Regions from separate parts of the Mus musculus genome. Here regions 2 and 3 are each linked to region 1. Evidence: chromatin loops called from intact Hi-C (ENCODE). Cell type or tissue: left cerebral cortex. All regions are shown on one strand.

What was found. A loop is a pair of places that touch in the nucleus more often than their neighbours do. Peaks named below come from ENCODE experiments on the same cell type or tissue, not always from the same donor. Only the 100,000 strongest peaks of a DNase experiment are listed, where the experiment ranks them.
Region 2: a loop joins it to region 1, with 5 times the contacts of the local background. A loop is called at or near these places in 5 of 42 quality-filtered maps.
Region 3: a loop joins it to region 1, with 8 times the contacts of the local background. A loop is called at or near these places in 5 of 42 quality-filtered maps.

The regions. Positions count from the first base shown.
Region 1 is chr5:33,426,779-33,434,778 of GRCm38, reverse strand. It overlaps Nkx1-1 (NK1 homeobox 1), which reads left to right and starts at 689. Exons shown (of 2, transcript NM_011320.1): 1 at 689-1,154; 2 at 3,189-4,045. The coding sequence starts at 689. The coding sequence ends at 4,045. In left cerebral cortex, no CTCF peak of the experiment used is centred here; DNase peaks (open chromatin) are centred at 446, 2,563 and 4,204; H3K4me3 peaks cover 508 bases.
Region 2 is chr5:35,376,516-35,384,515 of GRCm38, reverse strand. Gm52798 (a long non-coding RNA gene) reads right to left here. Exons shown (of 2, transcript XR_003955838.1): 2 at 6,206-6,477. E130018O15Rik (RIKEN cDNA E130018O15 gene) reads left to right here. Exons shown (of 2, transcript NR_152157.1): 2 at 1,641-5,364. Among named protein-coding and RNA genes, the nearest start is that of Gm52798, 5.1 kb to the right of the region's middle. In left cerebral cortex, CTCF peaks have their summits at 4,320, 4,526 (motif pointing left) and 5,265 (motif pointing right); a DNase peak (open chromatin) is centred at 4,521.
Region 3 is chr5:35,391,187-35,399,186 of GRCm38, reverse strand. Hmx1 (H6 homeobox 1) reads right to left here. Exons shown (of 2, transcript NM_010445.4): 2 at 6,297-7,449. The coding sequence ends at 6,824. It overlaps A930033C23Rik (a long non-coding RNA gene), which reads left to right. Exons shown (of 3, transcript XR_003955880.1): 1 at 1-362; 2 at 499-1,300; 3 at 1,517-2,394. Among named protein-coding and RNA genes, the nearest start is that of A930033C23Rik, 4.4 kb to the left of the region's middle. In left cerebral cortex, a CTCF peak has its summit at 4,615; DNase peaks (open chromatin) are centred at 580 and 6,985; H3K4me3 peaks cover 478 bases.

The sequences.
Region 1 (8,000 bases):
AAGAACCCCTCTCTCCCTTTCCGTCCTAGCAGCGGAAGGCGCGAGAGCCCCTGGTGCCAGGATAGCCCAGAACCCCGCGTGCCACGGCAGCAGGAGAGACCTGCCTTAGCGGTACCCTGAGCTGGGATGTCCAGGCCAACTCGGGGCGCGTGGGTTCCCACGTCCTGGGGCCTCTGCAGCCCTCCACAGCCAACTGATCCCGCAATTATTTAAAAGGCGACTGTCTCCTCCCCCTTCGCCAAGGAGGCGGGCACGCAGTTTCCAGCCCCGCGGAGGCGCAGCGGCACGGTGCTGAGCACCCCAGCCTCCAGTGGACTGTGCTCTGGCTCCGGGCAGGGCGTCTGTCTGTCCGTCTCTGCGGCTCAGTCCGTGAGTCCCGTACCGGGCCCGCCTACTCCGCTTGGGACCGTTCGCAGCCAATTAGGCGTGAGCGCTAACGAGGGAAGCGGAACCCTGCGGCCGCCTGCGGGCGCACGTGTGTGCGGCGTGTGGGCGCGTGGGCGCCTCCGGCGGGGCCGCCATAAATGCACTGGCCCGGCGCGGCGGGCGCCTGAAGCGGTGGCGGAGGCAAGGCCAGGCAGCACCAGCAGAGCGGGAACAGCTGGGCTGAGGCTGATTTTGCGGGGCGCAGGGATGGGATCCCAGTAGGTAGCGGGGGCCCGAGCCGCCTGAGCGGCCCGAGGCCCGCATGAGTACCAGCGGCCCGGCGGCACCCGGGGACGTCCCCGCGCTGCCACCGCCACCGCCCGGGCCCGGCTCGGGGCCCGCACCGCCGGCTCCTGCGGCTACAGCTCGGGACACTATGGACGGACGAGCTGAGCTGCCCATCTTTCCCCGGGCTGGAGTGCCACCGCTCGCGGCCAGCGACACTGTTCCCGCGGTGCCAGAGGGGGCTGGAGCGGCCCGGCCCGCCGCGCCCCCGCGCCCCACCTCCTTCTCCGTGTTGGACATCCTAGATCCCAACAAGTTCAACAGTAGGAGACGCCGCTGCGTGCTACTGGGCCCTGTGGTGCCCGCTACGTGTGCCCCATGCGCCCCGGCCGCGTGCGTCGCGGTCCCCGCTGCCTCCGGACGTTCGCCGCGCGCAGAGCTAGAACGCCGAGCCCTCTCCGCCGCCACAGGAGTCGCAGCGGCCGCGGGAGCTGAGCCTACAAGTGAGTATAAGGGGTTGGTGATAGGGGCGAGGACACCGACTGCTCCGGAATGTTTATGCTCCCGGCGAGCTGGGCCTGACCCAAGCGCCGCCGGGCTCTGTGGAAAGTTCGCAGAGCGCGGGGTCCGCCCCAAGCATCCGTGGCCTCCTCCCGACCCGGACTCTAGGGCCCTCACTGCTGCACGCTTCTGGAAAGGTTCTGTTGGGCCAAATCTGGGGCCTTGGGGTTGCGACTACGGTCCAGGATTCATCTAGTCAATCTTTGGTGTTGGAGGGTAGTTGGTGCTGGAGGCAAAGGGACATGCGGCGACTGACTTGGTGACTTACCCACCCCCACCGTGGCCTTCCCGGCCCTCCCCCTTTGGACAAATCAGACTAATTGTGACAAAACGCTGGTTATCTCTGGAAAAACAATTAAATCCCTTCGATTACAGTTAAAGGGAAATGTGCTTAGCGGCGGAAAGCGGCCGGTAATGGGGCGGCCCGCGCCCCCTTTGCGGTCGATATCCCATTACGGCGCATGCATATCTCTTTCAAGCACCTTGCAAACTCCCCCCGAACATCTAAATTATAGGGTCAAAATTCGGATAATTACTCGATTAAAACCTATTACACTTATTAGGGGCCGCTATTGATCGCGAATTGCATTCGACCAGCTCCTGATTGCTTTTTGTGCCCCTCCCCCGTCCTCCTCTAACTTCTTGGCCCCTGCGCCTCTCATGGACCAGAACGCTCAGGGAGAACTGGACTGGGGCCGCCAGCTCTACCAACGCGGTTGCATTGACCTTCCGTTCCTAGAGAGAGGAAGGGCAGGCCATGCAGGCTGCAGTTGGACCCCTCTCTCCGCCAAGGGGTTGGTCTACGAGGAACTCGCGGCTGCCTGCTGGAGCTGTGTAGGGAGGGAGCGAGCGCTGCACAGTTGGGAGAGGGCAGCCAGGCAGGGCTGGGGCAGGGATGACTGGCTACGTGTCGCCTGAGGGAATAGTTGTCCTGCTAAGACCTGGGAGTTGAGGACAGGACACCCGCACTCTTCATGCGACCTGGGTCATTTGAGCTGGGTTATTTTCGAGTTGCGATTTTATGCTCCAGTATGTCAGCGTCAACTCGATCTGAGAGCTGAACACCGGCCCTGGGTCGGAAAACGTGGAGGCCTCCTCTGGCATTTAAAGACCACCTGTGGGTGAGGGGCATGAAAGGTCCTCAGATTCCTGCAGAGCAGACAGACAGCCTTGCAAAATTTCAGAGGCAAAATGCAGTCATGGCGGCAGCATCTCTCTGGATGCAGCGGGATTAGCGCTCATACTCCCTCCCAGGGCCCTGCTTAGAGGTTCACAATACGCTTTCCCAGCCTCCAAACTCAACCAGCCCACGGGAAGCTGGAGCCCGCTTAAGACAGAGTCGCTGGGGAGCTGGTTGGTGGGCCCCAGAGGTCCGCAGGGAAGTCAGCACTTTGCGACGCCTAGTTTTCAGGGCCTGAAGCCTGAGGTAGGGACAGCTCCCAGACGACCGATTTTGGTTTTCAGAAGTGGCCTCCTCACAGCCGGCCGACCCCACCCCAGGCCTCGCGCCCCTCCAGCTATTAACTGTGCGGTAATTGGCTGGCCCCGCGCCCGCTGTAATTGGAAGGTAATATACGCCCAAATAAATTAAATGGACTTTAACTAGTTTGTACATTACACAAAATGAGTTTAATTAAGTTTGTATCTGCCCCGTGAATCGATCGGAGCTCTTTCTCCGCTGTACACTCCGAGGGCCGCCCGCGCACCGCAGCCCTAAAGGCCAAGGCCAGGACTGCGGATGGGGCAGCAAAGCAGCTCGACACGGAGTGGGTCCTTCCGAAGGAAGGCAGAGAGGAAATGCAAGCAATCAAGGAGGAACTGTGGCAAGGAGGAAGAAAAAGAAAATCTTTGGTGAGGGGGCAAACGAGGAAGAGGAGAAACACAACAGTTAAAAGAGAATCTCTCCTGGGGCGGAGCGGGCAGGGCGGCTGGCAGCGGGCCTGACCCTCTGTTCTCTTCCTTTTCGCCGCCCGCAGGTGCTGGGGACTCTTACAGGGCGGACGAGGCCGAGGCCAACGGCTACAGCAGCGGCAGCGGTCGCAGCCCGACCGCGGACAGCGAGGATGAAGCGCCGGAGGACGAGGACGAGGAAGAAGCGCCCGAGGTGCAGGATGCTCAGGGCACGGAGGAGCCTCGGGGAGGCAGCGGCGGTCTCGGGGCCCGCGGGTCGGGCTGCCCCGGAGCGGCCGAGGTCGAGGCTTCCCCTGTGGACGATACTGCGGCCCCAGGGCCCCGTGGGAACTCGCCCGGAGCCCCGGGCCCGCCTGCAACTGCTACGGGAGCGGGGAGCGCGGGGAGTACCCCGCAGGGCGCCGCCGTGACCACCAAGCCCAAGCGGAAGCGCACGGGCTCGGACTCGAAGTCCGGGAAGCCGAGGCGTGCGCGCACCGCCTTCACCTACGAGCAGCTCGTGGCGCTGGAGAACAAGTTTAAGGCCACTCGCTACCTGTCGGTGTGCGAGCGCCTCAACCTGGCGCTGTCGCTGAGCCTCACCGAGACGCAGGTGAAGATCTGGTTCCAGAACCGCCGAACCAAGTGGAAGAAGCAAAACCCAGGCGCTGACACCAGCGCGCCGACCGGCGGCGGCGGGGGCCCCGGCCCGGGAGCGGGGCCCGGCGCGGGGCTGCCCGGCGGCCTCAGTCCGCTCAGCCCCTCGCCTCCCATGGGCGCTCCGCTCGCCTTGCACGGCCCGGCCGGGTACCCGGCGCACAGCCCAGGAGGGCTGGTGTGTGCTGCGCAGCTGCCCTTCCTGTCCAGCCCGGCCGTGCTGTCGCCCTTCGTGCTGGGCTCGCAGACGTACGGCGCGCCCGCCTTCTATGCGCCCCACCTCTGAATCTCGGTGCCAGGACCCCGGTGGGGACCGCAGCACGCGGCCTCAAGGCCAGAGGACCCAAGGCGAGCATGGGCGTCTCTTTTCTAAGGTTTCAGTCGTTGGTCCTGTATATAGATAGCCGTTCCTACAGAAGAGAAATTTATAAACGAGTGTGCGCAGGGGCCAAACGGGAGGCTCCCGTGGCCTGCTCCAAGCACTTTGTAGAACTCTTAATAAAGCACAGGAAGCCATGCGGGCGTTTTCCCGAAGGCTCTGGCGCCGTAGGATGCCGATCCCGCCTTCCTGTCCGCTCCGGTTCTTATCCATCTGTGTGTCGCCCTGGGCAGGGACTTCAGAGCGGTTAGGTATAGTTTCCTGTCAGTGTTTAGTGTCTCATGGTCACTCTAGTAGCTTGCACTCTGTCACCTTTCTCTCTTGGGGATCGCCCTGGGTCCAGCACGGGTCTGAGTCCCCTTCCCGCTCTCTCCGAAGTGAGGCCCTTTCCCCTCTTCTTGCAGCCTGGCACTGCTGACCTCCAAATCCGGTCCCACCAACTGCCCCCACTCCCACCCCCAAGCAGGCTACTTGTGGGCAGGAAAAACATCCCCCTTCCTAGAGGAGGAAGCTGGAGGGTTGAGGTGTAACAACCTGCCAGATAGTCTACTAGCCAGAATGGAAGTGTGTGTGTGTGTGTGTGTGTGTGTGTGTGTGTGTGTGTGTGTAGTCCCTATGTGCTGAACGCATGGAGCCCAGGAGTGGCCCGAAGCTGTGGCCCACACACCCCAAAGCAGATACCGAACCACCTATGACTACAGGGAGACTACATGGCAGCCTGTTCCAGCTTTGGAAGATTTTGTATATCAGTAGGGGTGGAGACTGGAGAAGGAAAAGGGGGTTGACTGTGGAGAGGGACAGGGAGGCAACTGTTCTCTGGTCTGTTCCAGGGTCCCTGACTCTCCCTAGAAAGAACAAAAGAGCCTGCTGTGCTCCACTGTGGGGCTAGGCTTCTCCTTCAGGCGTCCTGTTTCCTAGCACAGTGAGCTTTTGGAGGGGTCTTGACCGCTAGTCAAGCGAGCTGCCTTTGGGAGTCAGGCTGAGAGTGAACTGCAGTCACTAGCACTGGTCAGAGTGCACAAAACTGGCTTCATGCTCATCAAAAGCCAAAGGCAGGTAAGAGCAGCATCTGGCAGTGAGGGGGCAGGAAGCCAACCTGCCCCTTGAAGACTGGTAGCTTCCCTCACTGACCAGGAGAGACCTGGTATCAGATTCCAGCCAGCCCACATTCCACTTTCAGACCTTCTAGGCCTAAAGGTTCCTGTCCTGACCTGATGTTTGACAGCCCTAGATGGGCACCTGGTCCAGCCTTCTAGTTCAGTGGTGCAATACTACTATCCCTGTGGTCAGGGAGTGAGAGCCATGTATGAAGTGGCTTAACTGTGAGAGGTGATGGCTTGGAGGATATTCACAGCCTTGCTGCTGAGGGCTGGGCCTCTAAGACATAGATTGCCGACAGGGAAGTCCTAAAAGGCCCCAGAAGATTCCAGAAAACCCTTGGAATCAAATCAAATCACTAGAAGCCTGGCCTGTGCAGGGGCTGCCCAGCCAGAAGCCACAGCCTCCATAAATAGGAGACGACATGCCATAGTCCTGCCCTATCTTGTCCCACCTCCAAAACGCATGGCGATCTTCTCTCCCAGGCCAACACAGGCAACCCTCGCCCACACAGCAAGATACCACTGAGCGTGAGTTGGGGGTGAGGGTGACAGTGCCCTCACTGCAAGTTTCCTCCATGTCTGTGCTCAGGGGACCCTGTGCATGAGAGGGAAAGCAGCTGCCAGCTGACCCTGGAAAAAGACCCAAGGCCCCCTTCCAGTCCTGTTTCCTTTTGCCAGCCATGCTGAGCTGAGCCGAGGATGCTGATCCAACCCAGAGTTCTCCTGGGAAGATGACTAGGTAGAGCAGGTAGCTGTGCTTCCCGGGATCCTAGCTACTCCGGCATGTGGTAATGAATTTTGGCTGAACAGGGCTCTTCAACATCCAAATGGGGGTTGGGAGTGGGGGTCAGCTCATTTGCCAAGGCTCTGTCCCAAATTCGGCTACTTGTACTCATGGCGCCCTTGGCATCTACAGAAGGCTTTGGAACTGAGCAGAGAATGTGGGTCAGGGCCTGTGAGGCTGGGAAGCAGTGAGCCCACCACACACAGCACCTCCCTTCCATCTCTGGGTTCAATGCCACAGGCTACGACATGGAGTAGTGGCTACTTCCTGGCATTCCCTGAGTCCCTGTAGTCTTTCTTGCTGGCCTCTGTATACAGCCCTTTGCCTGTGATAGAATGTTGTGCGACAAGACATTTCTAGAGAGATGCAATACACACATCTACACATCTACTCACCACAGATAGAGATCCCATGACAGAGCAAAGTCCAGGTACCACTAAATGTCAACTGGTGAGCCAGTGAGGTAGGTGTGTGTGTGTGTGTGTGTGTGTGTGTGTGTGTGTGTGTGTAGACATGGTTTCTCTGTGTAGCCCTGGCTGTCCTGGAACTCACTCTGTAGACCAGGTTGGCCTTGAAACTCAGAGATCTACCTGCCTCTGCCTCATGAGTGCTGGGACTAAAGGCATGTGCCGTCATCACCTGGTAAGCCAATGAGTTATATTGCGGTTACTTACAGGAGTGTGGGAGAGGAGTTATTTACAGGAGCAGAAATGACTCAAAGACAGCTGTATCACCAAGGTTCACCCCAGCATAGATGGCCGCTCTCAAAACGTGGGAGCCTGGATCACACTGCATAGCCTGCAGACAGCGGGACAGGCTGAAGAATGTCTTTTCCAGGTGCCTCAGTTGGTCTAAACCTCGTCAGGAAGCTTAGCTGGCTTAGGCTTCTTCCAGGAAGCTGAGCTGGTCTGAGTCTTATTTGTAGCTTGGTTATCTGAGTCTCTTAGCAGCTCAGCTGAGGCTGGCTCTCAGCTTTTATTGCTTACTGTGGGAAGGAGGGGCTTAGTGACTGTGGTCCCTCATAGGAACTTCCTGAAGCTATTTTGTGTTGCTCACCTTCCTGTTTAAATGGCTTCTTGAAGAATGGAATGTTTCAGTCTCTGAGGAAACTGTGTGTTACTCAGCACAAAACTATTGTCATCTGTCTGTGACAGATGAAATCTAGAGGGTTAGTGGATGCCAGGGCAGGGCTTAGGAGGAGCCTAAGAAGGTTGCTCAGTTCTGGCCTCTCAGCTGGCTTTCTCCACATGTGACATTTGGTGAGTTTTGGGGTGTAGATTGTACTGTTTCTGGGGAGGCCTCTAATTGTAGAGTCCTACAACTCTGCTTTGATCAGTTTTGTACAGGCACAATTTGTCTAGTTTTTAACTAGGCCTGAGACCCCTGGATATGGTAGCACATGCCTGTAACCCTAGGGTTCATGTTAAACCCCAGGGCTCACCCAGTGGCAGAGGCAGGCAAATTTAAAGTTCAAGATTGTCCCTGGCTACATTGTGGGTTTGAAGCCAGCCTAAGATACACGAGACTCAGCCTCAAAAACAAGACTAAGTTTTGCTTCTTTGAAGGGCACATGGGCTAAGTTCTGGCTACACAGCGATGTGTGCTGGATAGGACACCAGAAGGTGATTCATGGCAAGTCTCAGAAAGCAGATAAGATACTCCATTCTCTCTTTGTAGACAATGTGATGACTGAAGCCAGATCCCTCTGGCTGTTGGCGTAGCTTGGGAAGATAAAGCTTGTGTGCTTGCCTGCTGTCCCACAGTATGGACAGAGATCAGATCTTAATGGTGTCATGTAGCCTCCTCAAGCCCAGCATGACCTCTGACAGAAACATCTTAAACCTACTATTTAGTTTTCAAATTCATTCCGATACTCACTTTTATAGCGGTGTGCTTTGCCTTCCCTGTGGCCTGACCCGTTGGGTCTGCACCAGCCCCAGCACCTCCAGGTCTGCACTCTCCTATAGCAGTCCTACAG
Region 2 (8,000 bases), 1.9 Mb before region 1:
GCCACTAAAGGTTATTAAACTAGAAACTGTTAAAACTAGGAGAATGGTGGGCTAGGCTGACACACACCTTTGATACCAGCACTTGGGAGACAAAGGCAGGTGGATCTCTGAGCTGGAGGCCAGCCTGGTCTACAGAGCAAGATGCAGGATAGCCAGGGCTACACAGAAAAACCCTGTCTGGAAAAAAACTAACCAACCCACCAACCAAACAACCTGGAAGAGTAATCTGAAGCCCTCAGCACCAAAGGAGGTGCTGCCCACTGTCCCTAGGACTCACAGGGAAGAACTGTGGCCCTTCCTGGGCTGTGGACAGGACAGTGGCCCTCCCTGAGCTGTGGACAGGACTGTGGCCCTTCCTGGGCTGTGGGAAGGACTATGGTCCTTTCTGGACTGCCAGCACTTGGCAGGACTAGCTAGCTTTGGCTGTAGTTATACCTGCAACAGTAGTCTAGCTGTGTCTTCTCTCCTCTACCCTCTTGGCTCATGGTGGTCAGTAGTCCGTCTCCAGGATCTTATTAACAGCCACACAATTTCTTCCACATCACAGCCAGCAGGAAACTTTCTCACCCTCAGAGTTGGCAGATTTGAACCAGGCCCCCCACCCCCCACTCCGTGCTGTGCTCTGTCTCTTCACCGGTCACCTCAGCATCTTCAGCTGCAAAAGGGACATAAGACACCCACCATCCACTGAGTCAGATTGTGGGTAGTCCACAGTGTGGACAAACCTTTGTTGTATATTTAAAAACCTTCTCTTTTTTAAAAGATGCAAAGAGGGAAAGGGTTTGTTTGTTTGTTGTTATTGAGACTGAGTCTCACATAATTTAGGCTGGCCCCAAACTCACTATGTAGCTGAGGATGACCTTGAACTGATGGACATCCCTACCTCTGCGCTGGGATTACAGTCAGTCCCACTATGGTGCTAGGAATCAAACTTGCTCCTGGTAAGATAGGCAGGTCCTCTACCAATGGAGCCCTTGGCTACATTTAAGTCTGGTTATTTCTGACCCTGTGAAAGTCTCCCTTTAAAACTGGAAATAGGAAGGGGGGTTCTCTGCACTTAGGAACTAGGAGGCTGGAAGGGAAAGAAAGGGGAGGGAATGAGAAGGAGGGGAGGAGGGAGAGGGGGAAGGGGTAAAAGAGCTGCAGAGGAGGTAGAGTGGGAGCTAGGGTCTGGAAGCTGAGATGGGCCAGGACTAAGAGCTGGGGAACCAGGTGGGGAGGGAACTTGGAAAAACACAGCCCTGAGGTCCTCACCTGCTCAGCAGCACCAACAGTTGGGTGGGTTTTGTCCTCTACAGGACTCTAAGGCTCTAAAGCTGAGTTATAGCTGTGGCAGCCTGTCAGCTCCGTGGCTCTGTTCCTCTTCTTTGACCCCTCCATGTTTCTCTATGCACACGTGTAGCTTGAACCCCTCCCAAGACTGCAGAAAAGCCATTCTCCTCTGCCCAGTCTCCAGATACAAGGAGTTGCCCTACTGATGTAGGGAAGAAAGCACAGAGGACAGCACCTGCCCTCTGAATGGGGACTCTGGAGAGGACAAAGCCATGGCCAAGACTCGTCTTAGTCCAGGAAGCTTCAGAGCTTTGGGCCAGAGGAGTAGATAGACCCTGATGGTCTCACCTTGTGCTCTCCCTATGTAGGCTTGTGACTGTCCCTTGGGGCAGGAGAACATCTGAATATTTCAAACCTACAGAAGCGGACTGAATACCATCTTCCTCAGCATGGGCTCTCCTGGCTATTCCACTGGCCATCCATTTCACCCTCCAGCCAACTGCTCCTCTTGTGACACCCACCCCACCAGTAGCAGGTCCCATCATGGCAATCTGCTGTTAGAGTCTGGAGGTGGGGATTGCTTTGGTGGTTTTCCTGGAGACAGGATTCTATATTATGGAGAGCTAGAAATGCATAAATTTGGGTTCCAGCTCTGCCCGCTGATCAGCAGAGACCCCAAACATGTCATCTACTCTCTGCAGGTGGTCATTAGGCTCTCAGTGCTTGTGGCTGAGGTGGCTTCAGGAGAGTGGGGGGCAGGGAGCGAAAAGAAAAAGGGGGGCAAGAAGAAATCATCTGAGATGGATGACGGACAGCCAGATGGACGGATGCTTAGCAGGGGGCTGCCTTTCTCCTGGAACCCGCCTGGCGCTGCCTGCCCAGTCCAGCTCTTCGGATCCCCATCTTCCCCCAGCTGTGGTCACTTTAACACTGGCGGGATGTCTGGTTTTAATGTGAGGAGCATCTCGAAATAGGAGCAGGTTTGGTTTCCACAATGGAGCACAGACTTCTGCTGGAGTTATCCAGATCCCAGGGGATCATTAGACAGCTCTGGCTGCCCGTAACCCTGATTAGAAGTGACTTGAGGTTGGGGAAGCCGGTTGGAACAAAAGGCTGGATGGTCATGATGCATGAAAACTTCTCCTAAGGACTCAGAAAGACAGAGTCTTCTGGAAAGCAAAGCCGGCGACTGAGCAGCAAGGGATCCTAAAGGTGTTAAGGACTCCACCCTCCACCTAGGAGAGGATGCCTGTGGCATTTGAGCAAGGTAAGCTTGGCAAGGAGGTATACCATCTTGGGACAACCTGAAGACTTAGTTATCATCGCTCTTGATGGCCAGGGTGGTGAGGGATTGGCCTGGAACAAGCTCCTCCCCTCAGTCTCTAAGAGTTCAACAGCCTCTGCTGAATACTCAGATCCCACAAAGCCATAGGAGTGATTGGATGATGGCTCAGTCATGTACTGTCTGTTCATGTGTCATGCATTCATCCATGCATGTATCCATGCATCAACCATCCATGCATCCATTCACCCACCCACCCATCCATTCACCCACCCATCCATCTATGCACCCATCCATTCATCCATTCATTCATCCATCCACCCATCCATCCATCCATCCATCCATCCATCCATCCATCCACCCATCCATCCATCCATCCATTCACCCACCCATCCACCCATCCATCCTACTCTCAGGCATGGGGTCAGCACCTCATAAAGTTTCTTGAATGAGTGGGTTCACATCCACCAAGTGAGGTCACTGACAGGTACCATCTTAGAGTCAGAGAGCCGCCATCCTCAGCCTCTGAACCTGCTGGCGCCTCAATTTTCTCTCAGCTCCAGGACTGCAGGGCTGCAGAAGTAAACCTCGGTTCCTTAGGAAGCATCCAGCCTGAAGCGCTTTTCTTTCAAAATGAAGCCACTGAGGGAGGATGGAGATGGTGGTGCGTTCACTACTCTTTTAGTGCGCTGTGACAAAATACCCAAGGGGAGCAAGGGAAGGGAGACACCGTTTATTCTGGCTCTGGGCTTTACAGGTTTCAGCTCGTTGATCGACTGTCCTCACTGGTTTAAGAGAGACTGTTCCAGAAGGATGTGGTGGAGCAGGAGCTCACCTCAGGGCAACCAATCAGGAAACAAAGACAGAAACAGAAAACAGCTGAGGCAAGGCAGCCCCTAGTTACTCCTTCCTCCAAGTAGGCTCCCCTGCTAAGTCCCCCCCAATAGCATTCACAACAAATGCAAAGTTCAGAGGCCCCCACAATCCAGTCATCTTACAATGTCTGAGATCCAGGAACCCCAGATAATCCAAAATATCTGAATCTACCAGCTGAGGGCCAAGCCCTTAACACAAGAGTCAAATAAAACCATAGCGTCGCCCCTGGAGCTGAGGTGAGTGCGATTGCATCTTCCCTCTTTTGGAAGCTGATTAGAGCCCCTTGAGAAGGATTTCAGGACCTGGCAGAGTCAGGAAGTGTAGGATTCCCTTAGTGGGGAGGGAGTGCCGCCACTAATTCTGGGGCCAGCCTTTCTGAACAGCCCACACCTGAGGAGCAATGGGCTGTGGGGAGTTGTGCTCCCAGAATTCACAGCAACCTTGGTGATGTGCTCCTGAAAGAAGACCACCACTGCACAGAGTCACGCCTCTCCTTCCACAAAGGGCCCAGACCTGCACTGACTATTGAACCTCCCTCCCACCAGGGCAGAGTTCTTCAGGGAAAAAGCGTGACAAAATGGTGGGTCTCTACCCAGGGTGGGTCATTGTGTTTACTATGCATGGTGACTGATAAGAGTCTTATTTTTCGTCCCAACTTATTCCCAGCATCTCACAAAGCTTAAGTAGGATGGATGGAGGAAGGGATGGTCTCTCTTGCTTGCCAATGAAGGGAAATAACATGGGGGACAGTTTGTGAGATGGAACCTTGCTCTCAGCACTGAGATAGAGATGGGAAAGATAGCAGCGTTAATAACTCTTGAATAAACGTGTCCACAAAGAGCCTCCAAATCACCCAGCATTGCCCTCTTAGGACCAGGGGAGGACACACTAAATTCAGAAACAGCTTCTTGGATCAGAACCTTCCAGACACAAACCACTGGATAGATGTCTATTCGTGAGTCAGCTTTCTCTGAACTCCCTGCTCCCAATACATACATACTTCTACATGATAGAGATTTTTCTGATTTTTTTTTCCTGGAAACTTTGAGAAGCCAAAGCAGGAACCAGAGCCCACGGGTGCCACCTGCAGGAGGCTTGTGGAATTGACCCGATAACTGCTTAGAACTGTGGAAATAAACATTTCCTTGCATCCCGCCTTCCTTCCCAGAATGGCACCATACACAAGACATCTTCAAGAGTCTCTAAGGTTAATTTGGAATCTTCCTTGGTGTGGAGCCAAAGTGGGAAATTCAGAAACTTCCCATCCCCACAGTGCTTATTGGACTAGGGATTTTACAGCACAGCCTGAGGTGCTGGAAAGTGGAACCTAAGGCGTGCATCAGCAGACTAGGTGGACAGAAGGACTGAGCAGCCCAGAGACTGAAAGCCCCAACTGGACCTCCCACCACACACCAGGCAGAGCCTTCATCTTCCTCCTAAATCCAGGCCACGTCACTTCTGCTGTGTTGCTTGCCATTAGCAGCTGCTGCTCTGGACTTGCCAAGACCCCAGGAGTCTGCGTGTTAGGCTAACCACACATCATGTCTAAATACAGAGAAATGGTTGCCTTTTGTAGAAGTGTGAGGAGTGGAAAGACCCACATCCCCCATGTCTCCTTGCAGCTAACAAATGCATGACAGTCCTGTTCAGTAAGAAGATGGGGCGTCCCAGTCTCTTGCGAACTAACTTGTCCCTTTAAAATCCAGCAAGAAGTTCTTATCACCACTTAGGCTTGTTTTTAAGTACAGCAGCCAGAGGGCTGCTTTGGGGAAGTTTGACTCACCTACTTTCTTGGTCTGCAATTAGGAAAAGATGCCAGCAGGGGGCAGTCTCCATCCCCTAGCTCTGTGGTCCTCAACCTTCCTAATGCTGTGACCCTTTAATAGAGTTCCTTATGCTGTAGTGATCCCCAACCATAAAATTATTTCATTGCTACCTTTTGTTTTTAGAGACTGGGTTTCTCTATGTAATAGACCCATCTGTCCTGGAACTTGCTTTTTAGACTAGGTTGGCCTCCAACTCACCTGTATCTGCCTCCTGAATGCTGGGATTAAACACGCGCACCATCACAGCTAGGCCAGTCTAGTGTTCTTAAAACAGGCAACCAACATCAAAACTGGAGGACCGACTGGTCTTGCCAGGAGCAGCTTGCTGAATCTCATTGTGGGGACCTCACACTGAGCACAGTGACAGCTGACCAGGCATGGTTGATGGCTGTTTGGACACCCAGACTTTGCCCTCCATGGTCCCGGTGCAGAAAGGGCATGCTGGGTCACCAGGGAGGTGGTCGGTAGCACCCTTGGAGGGACACAGGGACAGACAGGAAGAACCAGTCCTAAACTAAAATGGTTCACACAGAGGTCTTAATGTCAGGTGCCTTGGCTGGATTAAACTTTGGATATAAGTCCAGGTTGGGGGATTCGATCAGGATCCCAAGCCTTGGGCATATTTTTGGTCAAGACTGAGTGACTGGGCAGGGGAGATGTATGTGTCGATATGGGGTAGAGAGGGCTCATTGTGCCTCCTTTCGGATGGGAGGGAAGATGCCCCTTCAGGAAGTCTTTGGGGATGGCTCTGTTCACTGTCACATCTCAGTAAAGGGAGGGCATATGAACTCTCCCCCTCCTGTCTCCCTCCCCCTTCCCCTCTCCCCCTTCCCCTCTCCCCCTCCCCATCCACCTCCTCCTTCCCCTCCCCCTCTCCCCCTTGCCTAAGCTCTGACCTCTGTCCAAACTACACTTTTCTTAACAAACACCAACAAAGCCAGCAGCCAGGTCCTGACAAGGTCCCAGATGGTCCATGTTCACAGGCACACTTCTGCTCTGGTGGCTCAGGTCCCTGTAAACCAGAGGCTACACCATGGTGGACTCGGTGGAGATGTTTCTTAATGAGAGCCCCATCCCCTCTCTCTCAGTCCTAGAGGGGGCCAGCAAAAGAAGCTGGAGCCTCCTGTACAGGAGGAGTGCTGCCCCTGCACTGCCAGGGAACTAAGGTACCAGGCTGATCTTGTGATGCAAATAAAGCAGGTTCCCCAGCTCCATTGATGCCTGAAAAGGAGAGAATCATTGTCAGGTTCAACTAAAGAAAAAGAGGTGAGCTCAGGCAGGCAGGTGGAGGAGGAAGGATAATGGATGGACCCCTCTCAAGAACACCCAGCATTCTGCCCAGAACCATGCACTTCCTGCAAACTCCAGATATGCAGTGTTACTTGGCCCAGGCAATTGGGACCCTGGAGCTGCTTCACATTAGAACTGCTTTTCAAAGCATCCAGCCTGGCTGTGGGATGTGTGCATGTGTGGTGTGGGGAGAAGGTGTACCTATTTCTCCACACATGCACACATGCACAACAGACAACAGACACAAAGCTGTTAACAGAGCCTCTGTCTTTCTCCAGAGGCTGCAAGCGGGCATACCCAGGGTCCCTGTGTGGAGAGAGCTCTATTAACACCCTTTTTACTAAGGCAGAAACTGAGGGGCTCCTGGCGTTCAGGAAGCTCAAAGTTGCGCAGCACACAGAACTCTGGTGCTGAGAAGTGGGGCAGGGCAGAACACTTCATAGCAACTTTTCTACTAGGACAGTAAACACTCCCTGGAAGCTTCTGCAGGGGCCAAATCCGATGGCGGGGAGCTTCTGGGCCAGCAGAAGCTAAAGGGGGGGCAAGGAGGTGCGGCCTCAGACAGCCCTGGCTCCAGAGTGGGGTGGGGGCCTCCAATTTGAAAACCAGACCTATCAGGTTTTCAGACATCTAAGTTTCTCTTGCAGGTTTCTCTGAGGTTTTGGTGGGTGGAGGACACCTAAGTTGCTTCTCAACTCATCCCAGTTGGCCTGCCCTTGTGCCTTCCCCTCCCATCCCAGAACAAGGGAGCCCGCCAAGGGAGACTTGGGAAGTGCCTCTTTCTCTTCCCTGCATTGCCGCTTGGCTCCTGGGCCCTTAGCAGTTGGGTCCCACCCACCTTTGGAAGTCCTAGAGTCCTGTTGGCAAATCCCTGAAGATCTACCGCAAGTCACTTGGCCGGGACAGAAATTAGTTTGTTGATTAGAAACTTCTCACCTTGCCCTGCAGGACAGTCTCCAGAGAGCAGACTGTACCCCTACCGCGTGGGTCATTAATTGGCAGGTGCTTCCAAAGAAGCCATCCTTGGCTGTGGGGTACCAGCCCAGTCATCTACTCCGGATTCTTTCTACAGCTGGTCCAGGTACTGCCTACGCTGGGCCTCAAGAATCCAGACAAACTCGGCTAGAGATTCTGTTTGAGCTGATTAACTCCTAAAAGCCCCTTCCCCACATCCCAGTGGGTGGCACTGATGGCCCAGATCAAGAGTCCAGGTAGCAGGATGGCTCCCTCCCACAACCTGCAGAGGGTGCCCAGCCCTCCAGCCTGGGGCCTAGAACAAGCATACAGGCAAGGTGTATGTTTGGTGGTTGTGTGGGGTGGGGTGGACCACATAGAGGAGCCTCTTCCCCGGGGGGTGGGGTGGGGCGGGGAACCTGGGCTAACCTTTCACTTCCTCAAGTCAGCACTTGCTGTGAAATCCTGTGTTCCCATTCTTGGTAATAAGCCCTTTTCAG
Region 3 (8,000 bases), 2.0 Mb before region 1:
TATGCAGAGCCCACTCTGAGCGCAAGACCCTAGGCTTAGGGGCACAATGCTCTCCCAACTAGTCCTATGTTGCTACGAGGGACATCGAATCCCACAGTAAAGGCAAGGCTCAGGCCCTGGATCAGAGCCTGGGCACATGGCTCCACCAGGTAGGTCCCATGATATTAAGGTGGGTGAATAGAGGCCCCAGAAAAGAATGAGCTTCTTCAAGATTTGAACAGCGTCCCCATTCCATTCTCTCTGTCCCCCAAAAGCCCTTCTTCTTGCTGGCCCAAAGTATTGTTCCCTTCTAGAAAAAAGAGGAGGGGTGTGGGCTGCGACATATCTTGGGGCCACAATGGACTTGTACATACAATGACCAGGTAAGACTGGGCCTGGACACTGCTGGGGAGCGGGGATGCTCAGAGGCAAGCCTCCCGTTCTTCACAGCCGCCCTTAGGAGGTAAAGTGGATCCGGAAAATGATTAAGGTCTTTTCTCCACAACCAATTTCGGTCAGCCCTAAGGGCACGTGGCATCATTCTGCTTGCTTGCTTATCATTGTTTGCTGTCTGAACGGCCTGGAGGTCTGAGGAAGTCCTACTAGGCTCCGGGTGAGTTCTAGCTTCTGTCTCCAAGCTTTTAAAAAGGAAACGAATGAATTCCAGTGTAGGGCCCTCAGATCTACTCCCTGGTGTAGAGAACTCTCTGGAAGGAGTTGAGAGACAGTGGGCTCTCCCACTTCTGGCCCCCTCATTTGCCCAGTTGAAAAGAAATCCCAACATTGCTTCCGTCTCCCAGATCACGGGATGCGTGAGCCTTGGAGTCAGACTGGGACTGATTATTTTTCGAACACACAACTAGGATAGCACCCCTGTCTTTTGTGGGGGCACTGTGCAGCTGCGAGGCTCGGCGCTCGCAGTCTTAAGATGGGAGTATCGGGCCCCATCCCAGCCACGGGGATCCAGGAAAGACACAGAGCATAGTGAGCTTCCCCCTGCCCCCTGTGTGCTAGGGAAGGTCTGTGCCCAGGGACCAGGCTGAGCTCCTCCCATCAGGTGGGTCCATCTTCTGTTCTCGGCCAAGGCGAGCGTTGCCTGGACTCCACCAGCACCCGCGTTCATGTACCTCCGCCTCATTCCCGATGCCTTCCGGACCTCGGCGTCCCCACCTCCGTTACATGCCCTCGGCTCGGAAAGGAACCTTTACTATGTGACTGGGCACCTAGCCCGCGTAAGGACACGCAGGATGAGGTGGATAGGAGACGAGAGGTGAGGACGGAGGGGAGGGTCTGCAGACCGCAGCAGACTGCGAGACGCCAGGTGAGCGGCCTAGGCGGGATCGGAGGGGCGCCGCGGGCCGGGCGGGGCTGGGCCCGGCGCGGGGGCGGGGCGGGGCTGCGAGCCACAGGGTCCCTTGAGACTGCCCGGAGCGTCTAAGCCCAGTAAGGTCGGAGGAGGGCCGGCGTCTCATCCCGGGCTCCGCAGTACGCACCCCCCCCCCCCCATGTCTCTCACTCCTACCTGATGGCGAAACAGGGCCTCGTGGCACCAGCGGAAAGGTGCTGACGCGGGATATGCAGCCGCGTCCGCAGCCCGGTGGGTCGAAGCGCGCGGAGTCCGGGACCCATAGTGGGAGGCAGGACCAAGAAACCAGAGCGCCCGTCGCAGGGAAGGAGTCACTTCCCGCATGGCAGGACGCGTGAGAAGAAGGATCACGGCCACTGGGGAGAGTCGAGCGGGAGAATAACGTCGCTGTGTCCCGGGCGAACCAAGAGAACCAGCAGGCGGAGGGCGGGGAAGGGAGACATTCCAGGGCGAGCGCAGAACCATGGCTAGCAGGCGTCTGGATCCGCAGAGGTGGTGCCCCTGCAATCCCGGATCACGCAGAGCCCACGGGTGCTTGGTCTGTTTAGCGGTCTCCAGCCCAGGGCTTCCCGGAGGTCCGGATGCAGCCCTTCTCCATCCACCCTTCGCGAGTGTCGCCTGTGGGCCCCGAGCCTCCTTCCCGCATTCTGCGCCGCAGATCCCCGGTGCTCCAGAAACAGAAGACCTAGATCCCAGACCAGAAAGGCGGCCGCAGGGCACTACCCCACACTGTGTTGCAAGGTCGCGACCTTTAAGCCCTTTTGCCCCCTCCAAGGCGCCCGGACCCCGGGTGAGGAGTCCGGTGCGGTCACCGTGACCAGAGTGAGAGGGATGAAACCCCGGAAAGCGGCGTGGGGAGAAAAGGGGGTTGTTTGAGACCAAAATAGTTGTAAAGCTAAGTATGTGAGCTTTAACGGTCAAGTTCTAGCTAAGCCGCGAGGATGCACAGCTTTTTAAAAGCCGAGTTTTAAGTGAACCCAGGTGAGACTCAGATTGGGTGAAAATAAAATTGGAACGTACTGCAGCTTCTCGGGTGGAAAGTCACCCTTTCTCCGCCCCGCCCGCCCCCCGGCCCCCCCCCCCCCCCAGCACAAATCCTCGCGTTTCCACGGTCTGGTTAAACAGATTTACTTAGGTTTATTTTCAAGCCTGCCTCTGGACCTTCCGCAAGTACGGACTCCTAATCAAGCGCCTCTCTTCCATTCCCCTTTTAATTTTGCTGCGTATTTTAGATAAACCAACATCATATCATTTCATTGGTAAACTTAGAAATGTATAAACTTATGCAATTTACTTTAAAATTAAATGCACTTTAATTTTTTGTTTTTATTTTTAAGGTAACAGTCTGACTAATAAAACATAGTCCCAATAAATTCTTAATCTGGCTTTGATGTATGGTGGCAGGACACATAATTTTGTTGTTTTGTTTTTTTGTTTGTTTTTCTGTTCTGGTTTTACTGAACTGACTGGGTAACAATACCTACAAACACCTTTACGATAATAATAATTTTTTAAAAAACTACACAACAAAACAAACAAACCCAGCTCCTGCAGGAACCCTGCTCTTCCTAGCTTCCCCAATAACCCACAGGAAGCCCTAGCTTGTCCCCATTTTCCCTCAGTCCTGGAACCTGTGGGCAACCGACTGAGAGTGAGCATATGCTATGAGGACAGATGTGCCAAGGGGACAGCCACCTCTCCTTTTTCCTTCCAGGGCAACCAGACACCCAGGAATTGGCTCCAGGCTAGCTGACTAGCGGAGTTCCTGGGACCCCATCCTCCCAAGTCCTTTCTCCATGGCGTTTTGGTGAATGCCTGCTCTGGTAGCTGAGCAAGTTCATTGTATCAAAGGGGCCTCCCTCCTTCTCCAGCACTGGACTGCCCAGTCCTAGAGAACCCGCAGGAGCTGCTCTCTGGCTGGAGGCCGGCCTCCCAGTGGCTTTTCCGGCCCAGAGTCCAAGCTACAGCGAAGCACTGCTTTCATTTTCTACCTTGTTGCTGAGGGGTTGGAGGAGGGGAGCTGGGCAACAGAAGGCAGGCCAGAGAGAGAAAGAGAAAATAAGGCTTAGCTTACCTGGCCAGTGCCCAGCCCCTGGGTCTCAGCCCAGCTGGGCTGTTTTCTGGGTGAGGGCAGAGCCCTGCTCTGGGGAGCTTCCTCCCTGAGCAGTCGGATGTGTGACTGTGTGAGAGTTGTCTGTCCTGCAGCTTTCCTGCAGCTGTCAGGGTAGGGCTGCAGTTCTTGGGAAGACTTCATTGTTCCCATGCCTACTGTTGTTTGCTCTGATTTGGGACAAAGCATGGAGTCTTCCTGGATGTCCTTACTCTCTGAGCCACCACCCCACCCTGTCCAGTACCTAGAGCTAGCCTAGGGCTGCTTCCATACTCCTGGTAGAAACTCAGGAAACTCTGACCGGCTGGGAACCTCACGTGCCCTGCTCCAGCAAGAACACTGTTGGTTTCTTATACAGAATCAAGAGAGTTATGTGCCAAATGGCTTGTGATGGGGAACCTGGGGGCTCGAAAATAGGGCTTGGCCGTGAGACTTCTCTTGCCAGTAGGACAGGGTCCACTAAGGTGGACCACTTGGATCTCATGAGCAGGAGCCTCTGCAGTTCAGAGTGATGGCAGCTGGACCTCACTTAGCTGCGAAGGAGGATGGACCAGAAACCAGTGAGAGGTTAAGCTCACCTGGCAGAGACAGATCGAAACCATTCATCTTCTGCCAGCAACAGTCAATGCAAGGAGGTGTGCCTGCAATCGATGCCAGGATCCCGGACTCACGAAGGCCCCCAGCCAGGCCTGGCACCCTCTAGGACTTGAATGTTGCCTGTTGAATTGGAATCAGGTCTCTCTGCTTAGGGCTGCCTTCCTACACTGCACCCCAGAAGCTGGTGGATACTTATGGGGCATGGCGAGCTTGCCTAAGTCTGGCAAGCTGAACTAGTTGGGGAGCTTCCTACTGCATCACTGGATCCAGTTCCTAGCTCTAGGAGGGACCATGTTCCTGCTGAGTGACTAAGACTGCCATAGGAGGCTACAGGATGATTAGGGAGGTGGGAAGCTCTCCTGCCCAGCGATGCTAATTCTAATATATATATGTGTGTGTGTGTGTGTGTGTGTGTGTGTGTGTGTGTGTGTGTGTACACACACACACACACACACACACACACCTCACTTCCCCAATTGATGGAGCAAGGTTCTACTGCAGGTGTCCATAGGATACTGTCCCTTGTGGCTCCTTGTGGCAAGTGACTCTCCAAGGATATTTCACTGTGTCTTGGTACGACATTCTGATGAGGACACATTTGCTGGGCCGAAGACACCTTGTGATCAGTGTGTGATCTCAGCCCAAGATATTGGAGAGAAACGGTGGTCTCACAATGAGTTCCTCGTCCTGGGTTTAACTGTGCATTTTGAAAGGGCTGAAAAGTGAGGGGGGCCAGTGACCTGAGCCCCCTGAGACCTTGACAGTGGAGCCAGCATTTCCACCTGGACCGCTGGGGTGTGGGGTGCCATGGGAAGCACCTTTGTGTATACAGGAAAGAGTCCCACTGCTTGTGGGAACCTGTGCTGTGCTAGTGTCTGAGAAGTGCTGCCGCTGGCTGCACCCGATCCTTTCCAGGACAGTCAGACATTTATCCTGAGAACAGAACAAAAACAGCCACAAAGCCATGGGCACCAAAGTCTGGTGATGGCACAGTGGAGAGTTGAGGGGGAGAGGGAGAGGTAGGCCTGCCCATTCTGTCTGGGGACAGCCTGTAGCCTGTGTGCCTGCTGACGGGGGATTCAAGGCTTTCGAAAACTCCATTGAAAAAAATAAAACTCACCGAAGTGTATTGTCTCTCCCAGACAAAGCCTGCAAAAGCTGGTTTACTCATGGCAAAGCAGTTCTGAGTGTCCCAAGGAGGAAGAATGCCCAGGCTCCAAACTCTGACTGGCTGACTGATATGGAAGGCTGACTCAAAGATGGTCAAGGACCAATGTCCCTTCCACACCAATCTCAAAATATACAATTCTCGGGGCATATGAACGAGAGCAGCAGCAGATAGAAGAGGTGCTCCATGGAGCACCACCACCTAGGTCTCCATACTGGAAACTCGCTCTTTATACTGGGGTGGGGTCAAGAAAACACACACTCACTCCTAAGACAGACTGACTCCCCCAGGCCCCTGGCGCCTCTTCTAGGCTGTCTGGCGCCACCTTGGGCGCCCCTGGCCCCGTGTGGACTGATGGCTGCACATCTTCTCTGTGGGGTGTCTGCTTCCAGGTGGAGCAGGGAGGAAGACAGGTTTTCCAAGGTCCTCTGGGAGTGACCAGATCCCTTCAAATTTGGAATGTCCTCTCCCAATTAGGTTCAAAAGCACACCAAATAAAGCACCACTCCACACCTGTAGGTAGGAACAAGTCAGTATGGGGGCAATGGAGATGTGTGACCCAGGTGGTCCAACACTGTTCAAGCAACTTCCCCTGAGAGCACACAGAGGGTTCCAATGACCAGGGGAGGCAGGAGCAAGCACCCCAGTGCCCTGCTGAAGAGCCAGAGCTTTGTTTCAGATCAAAGAATTTCGACACACATCCTGCTGTGTGTCCCAAGTGCAGGTAAGGGCAGCGGCCACACAGCCTCATGAACTCCCATGACGGAGTTGGTGGCCAGAGAGCCCTACCTTCATCTGCCATGCCTTTGGTTTCAGTCCTACAACAGTCATCTTTCCATCTCTATTCCTTCCTCCTGGACCCCTAAGACTTCCCCAGAAGTGTAGCTGGGCCTCTCAGTCACAAGCAGAGTAAAATTTAGGATCATAAACCAGGAGGGTGGCTCCAGCCTGACTTGCCCACCTACCCCGGGGCAGCCTTTCCAAAGTCCCTAGCCAGGTTTGGGAGGGAAGTACCACACACTCAGGCCTGCTACAAGAAGCGGCTCTGTCCTAGCGACCACACAGCTGCGAGTCCATCAAGAAAACGTCCCTTTTTATTCCATATGCAAAGAAGTAGATTTATCACAGAAAAAAAAAAAAAAGTCTTGTCAAGCCAAGAGAACCAAGGCCGCCAAGAGAGAAGCCCTCTTCGGAAAAGAGGCCCAAGATGAGTTGTCCCAAGGCCCGCAGCACTCTGTACTGTCCCTTGGAAGGGGCCCCTGATGTCTGGGTTCCTGCAAGATCCCTCCCGAGAAAAGGACAATGTGAATTAGGGCCAGGATGCCTCGGGACAGTCGCCATACGGTTCCTCGGCCAGCCCATTCCAAGTGTCCGTTTGCTGACTCGGAGCCGGCATCTGCTCAGCACTCCGTGCCGGCGAGAGCTAGCGCATCGCCGCGGCTTTCCATCGGAACGGGTCTCCAGTCCTGCAGCTGGCTGCGAGTCCCGGCTGCCGCCGCTGTCCGGTACACTGTAGAGCAGCTGCCCACGGAGACGGCCGCTCGAGGGACTGCGAGGTGCGCGGCGCCTTCCCCCAACCGCCTCCTACATGGAGGGCGCCGGCTCACACTAGCCCCGGCATCTGCGCGCGAAGGAAGGGCACCGAGGCGGCGGCAGGGAAGGCGGCAAGCGGGTAAGCAAGCGCGCCCGAGAAACCAAGCAGCGGCGGCGGCGGTGCGGGTGCGGGCGGCGCCAGCGGGAAAGGCAGCGCGGGCCCCGCGGCGGCCGGGGGACTCTCGTGGTAGAGCACCGGCACGCGGACCAGGCGCTGCGCACCCGGCGGGGACAGGCTGGCCGCCTCCAGCTCCGCTGCCAGCTGCCGCTTCCACTTGTTGCGGCGGTTCTGAAACCAGATCTTGACCTGCGTCTCCGTGAGCTGCAGCGAGGCGGCGAGGCCCGCGCGCTCTGCGCTGCTCAGGTAGCGCTTCAGATCGAAAGTGGACTCGAGCTGGAAGACCTGGCTGCGCGAGAAGACCGTGCGCGTCTTCTTCCTGCGGCCACCGCGCGCCTCCCCTGTCGCCGCCGCCGCCACCGCTGGAGCCTCGGCCAACTCCGCCGCCTCCTCCCCGCCGGTCGCCGGGCCCTGCGTCGTCACCTCCCGCGGAACGGTTCCCGGCCCGGGGCACCGCGGCCAGGCGCTCTCTGCGCGGCCCATCTCCTCGCCGGTCTCCGGAGAGTCCCGGTCGCTTGCTGCAGGGGAGAAACGGGCATAGTGGCGGGTTCTAAGGGTCTGCCTTTAGGAGTCACTGAGACTGGCTTCCTCCCACCTTCAAATCCTCCTCACTCAAACGCTACAAACTGGGAAACACGCCCCGCGTACGGGTTGCGGGGGCGGGAGGGGGTTGGGGTGCCGGCAGGAAAGTAGCAGAGGCCAAAAATGAAGCCCAGGACCTGGGCCGCAGCAAACACGTGGCAGCGCACACCCAGAGAAGGACAGAGAAAATTCTCGAAAGAAAAAGGCTAATCCAAAAGACAAACTGACATCTGAGACTGCCCCTGGCTCAGCTCTACCTCAGCCCCCAACCCACCGCCAACTCACAAAAGGCTGGCAGAGGACCGGGACAAAAGAAAGGATGTCCTTCAAAGTTATGTACACACAGAGACTGACATACAACCTAACCGCCAGGGGCTGAGACCTCCCCATCACACACGTGGAGCAGACATCAAGGAAACAACTCTTAGGAGAAACAAATGCACATTCCCCAGAGAAATCCCACCGGGTGACATTGGCACAACCCCGA